2 separate regions of the Homo sapiens genome follow, and region 2 is linked to region 1. A link is an interaction called in ENCODE POLR2A ChIA-PET data of the cell type or tissue named here. Cell type or tissue: endothelial cell of umbilical vein. All regions are shown on one strand.

Region 1 (2,500 bases):
TTAAGTGATGTGTTTGTTTTTTACTTTAACAAAATGCCGCACAGTAAAACTATAATTCTGATAGTAGAACTGGTGAGTAATTATATATGAAAATTTCTGCAAATATACAAATTCAGATCACAGTATTTTGGCATTTTTCTTTCATTATCTGACTGTTGCAGGAATCCAGGCCATGCTGTAGAGGGGAAAAGCTTAGGCTTTTGGAATCATACTGCAGCATCACTTAACAGTTGTGTGACTTTGGGTGCCTTATTTAACCTTGATGAACTTCTGCTTATCTCTGTAAACTGCGCATAATAGTATGGACTTTAGTGTTATTGTAAGGATTCCATGAGATTAAGTAAATGAACCTTGGCATGGCTTTGAGCTTTTACTGTGGTTCTTTAATAGCAGATTTCAGGGTGGAATGTACTCAGGAGCATCAGACACCAGGGATAGTGGTGGATGCAGGGTGTGATTGATGTTGCTTGTTAAATATTTTAATTTTTGCATAGAGATTTTTTCTGTGATCCATTTCCCCACTATCCTTAGAAAGATGGTTTAGAGAGAATCCAGAGGGATTGAATTATTAGAAAGCTCAAGATAACTTTAGGTGGGGGTGGGGACCTTGAGGTTACAGTTACAGTGAGGCTTCAGTGTGGCTGCAAGAAGACTGAGTTCAAAGTCCTGACCTGCAGTCTAATTCAGCTTCCTCTGCTCACTGTACACTCTTCAGCTCCTTTGCTAGCCACACTCGGTGACATTGAAGCTGTGCAGCCCGATAAAAGGAGTTTTCACAGACTGACACGGGGACTAACTTTGGCTCCACCACTTGTCAGCCATGTGTCTTTGGGCAGGTTATGTAAACCTTCCGAGCCACAGGTTCCGTGTTTGTTTAAGAGGGAGATAATAGTTACTTGGCATGATTGTTGTGAGGATGAAATGAGATCATGGATATTAAGTTGCCAGCAAAGAGCCCCATACTACACAATCAGTGCTTGACCCGTGGTAGGTAATTATTAAAATAGCTGCTTGGCCTCCCTTGCTGTGAACAGTGTGTAAGAGTGCTTTGAAATCTGTAAAACATGAGTTAGTAGCATTTATTTGAAAATACAAGCATGATTCCTTGCTTGTGTGTATGGGATGTCAAAGTTTCTTTTAAAATTCCTGTTATACCACCATATCTGATGTCAAATAACAGTTGCTCTCTTCTTTACTACTGGACAATTCTTAAAACAGTAGCTTTTAAGCTAAGTATTTTATTCCGTGGTAACTCTAATCAGGGAGCTACATTTCAGAATCATGTGTAGCCATAGAAGCACTCTATTGTCTGATTGCTCATTGCATTGGTTTCCTGAGGGCAGTGTTGGGTCCCTCTTGTTTGGCCCTGAGTCCTCTCTCATACCTGACACACACTGCAGCATGAGGAAATAAATGTGTGTTTGAATAGGGAATATGGGGAATAGGCCAAGATGAAATTGTGATATTTTACCTTTTTTCCTCCTAGGTTAAGTAGATCACTGTTCTCTTGATATATGCAGCTTTGCTAGTAAAGTTTAATTTTCCGGTATAGTCTCTTTTCTTATGCAAAAGACAACTCTTAACAAAATACTTGGCAATTTGAGCATGCTGTGCCTCTGACAACATTTCCTTTGCCAGAAGAAGCCATCTTTTATGCAGTCATCACCTCCCACCAGAACCTGACTATGCCCTCCTTCCTGCCTTATCTCAGCTTCAACATCAGTTTCTCCAATGTTTCCTTCCCCTCCCCTCCCCACCTTCCCCCCTCTCCCTTCCCCTCTTCTTCCCTCCCCTCTTCCTTTTCTGAGACAGGGTCATTTCTTTTGCCCAGGCGAGAGTGGGGTGGCACAAACTCGACTCACTGCAGCCTCCACCTCCTGGGTTCAGGCAATTCTTGTGACTCAGCCTCCCAAATAGCTGAGATTACAAGCATGCACCACCACACTGGCTAATTTTTGTATTTTTTGTAGAGACAGGGTTTTGCTATGTTGGCCAGGCCGATTTCGAACCCCTGGCCTCAAGTGATCCGCCTATCTCAGCCTCCCAAAGTTCTGGGATTATAGGCATGAGCCACTGCACCCGGCCTCTGATGTTTTCTCTGGCTCTCTTTGTAGGGTATTGAACCTCATTCTCTGTGCTTTCATAGCATCTTGTATACCTTATTATATTGTTTTCACAGATAGACTGTAAACTCTTTGAGAGTAGGGACCATGTCTCAGTCACCATTGCGTTTTTAGTGCGTAAAGTGGTAGTGTCTGACATTAGTAAGTAAATGTTGAATATTTATTGAATTGCATAAATGATATTCATAGTATTGTGACTTGGAAATGCCTTTTTGCATGTGATGGATGTAACTAATGTCTCTGCTCTTTAGCTGTGATTTCTAAAATTATGCAGATGTTTCACTGAAAGACGGTGTGAAATTTGTTCTTTATAATGGTGATTCTAATGATAAGAAGGACCCAGGGTATCTGATGTGCTGCAAATCCTATTAATTTTT
Region 2 (2,500 bases), 610 kb after region 1:
GCTGAGATCTACACTGGAGGACAATTCAGACCACAGGTTTATCTCAATGTGATCCTCTCCAACGTCTTCCTTGCCCTATCCTTCCTGAGCAGGACTATCTGATATTCCCCCATCCAGAGGTTTCCAATGTAGTTGGGGCTTTCATACTGATTTTCTATGTATTACCTTATGAGTTTTTCAAAAGCTTCCTTTTCTTTCCGCAAAGCAGTGAGATAGCGTTGTTCCTCAGTTGAACCTCCGTATATAAGAAAGTAAACCCTGCATGTTAAGACAGAACTTTTAGGTTGGAAAAACAGCATTTTTAATCCCTGAAAGGAACAGCAGAACATGTGAAATCAGCAACCTAGAGCGCTCAAATAACAAATATTTGACTAAGAATCAAAGGTTTCATTTATCACACACTAGCTCAAATTAAGCTGCCTAAACCCCACCTGTTAAAGGTCTCGTTACCACACAGGGCATTTTTTATTTTCTTTTGCCAAAAGGAAGAAACGAGTTTAGGTAAACACTGAAATATAACTAGAGGGATAGAATAATTCTCTCCTCATAACTATAAACAAACAGAAAAACACACAAATTTTAGAGGCTTCTCCAATTCTTTCTTTGTACCTCAGCCAAACAATCATTTAAAAAGTTGGACAGTAGTTATGAAAACCAGCCTATGAACGTTTTTTTTAATTCATGTCTTAACAGAATACAGCGGTCACACATTTTATATAAATACATGGGCATGGAAGACGTATGGATTACATCAGGCATCTCAAAGAATAATTTGATCTACTTTCTCTTAGAAAAGTCCTGGTTTTTAGGCTGGGCACGGTGGCTCACACCTGTAATCCCAGCACTTTGGGGGGCTGAGGTGGGAGGATCATTTGAGCTCAGAAGATCAGCCTGGGTAATATACTGAGACCCCATCTCTACAAAAAAAAAAAAAAAATTAGTTGAGCATGGTGGCACATGCCTGTAGTCCCAGCCACTTGGGGCTGATGTGGGAGAATCACGTGAGTCAGGGAAAGGGGGAGGTGTTGAGGCTGCAGTGAGCCATGATTGCAACACTGCACTCCAGTCTGGGCATCTGGGCAAGACACTGCCTCAAAGAAAAAAAAAAAAAGGAAAAAAAAAAAAGGCCTGCTTTTCCATCTTGTTTGTTGCTAAGAGAGCTGAATTAAGCACCTCCTCTGTCCCTTTGCTTCACCTTCAGTCAAAGCTATTTTCCTTTTTGAGCCTTGGTTTTTCTTTTAGCTGTTATCTTCCTAGATGATAATTCTTTGAAGTGTAAACAGAGAAAAGATCATTGGGTGATGAGTCAAGAGACTCAGCTCTCCCACGGATGTGTCATGTGGCCAAGGCCAACTCAGTCACCATTTCTGGGCCTCAGTTTCCCGTTGATAGAGTAAGTGGTTGAACTCCCAGGTCCCTTCTGATTCTAACATTTTGCTCCCAAATACCACACTATTCTGTTCTCAGGCAAGAAAGAAGCTTGGTGTACATAAGCTATCTACAAAGTTGATCAACAGCACGGTACAAAAAATTTACCAGCCTATAATTATTTTACCAGCCTCATCTAATCTCTTCATCCTGCATTATTTCTGATCCAGCTCCTCCATTCATCTCTACTCTGAAAGGCTGTGTTAGTTAAAATGCTAGGGGAAGGTTTCTTTTGGCTCCGTTTTTGGTTCAGACTGAGTTCAGGATATTAATTTTGCTGTTTATTTCCCCTCAGATAATTGGAAAGCCAGAACACTATCTTCTTTGGGAGGCATCATTTTCTCATCTGATATTTCTGTAGATGTTTCATCTGATATATCTTGAAACTCAAGAAAACCTGGTACAGTAATTCCCCCAACACTTTAGTTTTATATGGATGTAATTTAGAGTCATTTCTTAAAATTTATAGGAAAGATATTTTAGAAGATTAAAATTACTTAGCCGAGTCACAGTTATATTAACTTTTGTTAGAAATTAGAATATTATGCATTTCCCAGACTTTTTCAGATACAGTACCCCATACGATGCAAACCAATACCCAAAGAATAAAGGAGAGAACGCACAGCAGCACGTAACGAGAACAAGAGCAGTCCCCTTGGTTTGTTGTTCTGCTGTGATACTTGACATCCTTCCTATCCAACTTCCCAGATTCATCAGGAAGCAAAATAAGGTTTCATAAACATAAGCAGCATCGTAACGGATATTAAAGAAAACTAACATGCAACTGGTATAGTTTCTGGGTTAAATCCTAAAGAACTGTGCAACTGAAAGCTGTGATTCTTTATAACTTGCCTCAGAGGTTTCCCAGGCCTACTCGCCCTGTAAATTTCAAGCTGCCGAACAAAGGTTAGCTCTGCGTCATAAAGAACCACGTATCTTGGCTCCACTTCATGTAGTACCCTTGTCAGAGCATAGGGGTCGCTGCAACCCAGAAGCGGATGGATGATAGTGAGGGGTTCTTTCAGGATTCCGAAAGCAGCATCCGATGACAAATTTACATCAAATTCTTCAT

Evidence for each region. Peaks named below come from ENCODE experiments on the same cell type or tissue, not always from the same donor. Only the 100,000 strongest peaks of a DNase experiment are listed, where the experiment ranks them.
Region 2: POLR2A ChIA-PET joins it to region 1 with 6 read pairs; 3 of 35 experiments call an interaction of 5 or more read pairs at or near these places.

Annotation. Positions count from the first base shown.
Region 1 is chr16:14,548,258-14,550,757 of GRCh38, reverse strand. All of the region lies in intron 21 of PARN (poly(A)-specific ribonuclease), which reads left to right. LOC107984865 (a long non-coding RNA gene) reads left to right here. Exons shown (of 2, transcript XR_001752089.3): 1 at 1-2,500. Among named protein-coding and RNA genes, the nearest start is that of PARN, 81 kb to the left of the region's middle. In endothelial cell of umbilical vein, no CTCF peak of the experiment used is centred here; a DNase peak (open chromatin) is centred at 1,317; H3K27ac peaks cover 296 bases.
Region 2 is chr16:13,935,524-13,938,023 of GRCh38, reverse strand. ERCC4 (ERCC excision repair 4, endonuclease catalytic subunit) reads right to left here. Exons shown (of 11, transcript NM_005236.3): 8 at 2,281-2,500; 9 at 166-258. Among named protein-coding and RNA genes, the nearest start is that of ERCC4, 17 kb to the right of the region's middle. In endothelial cell of umbilical vein, a CTCF peak has its summit at 2,418; no DNase peak of the experiment used is centred here.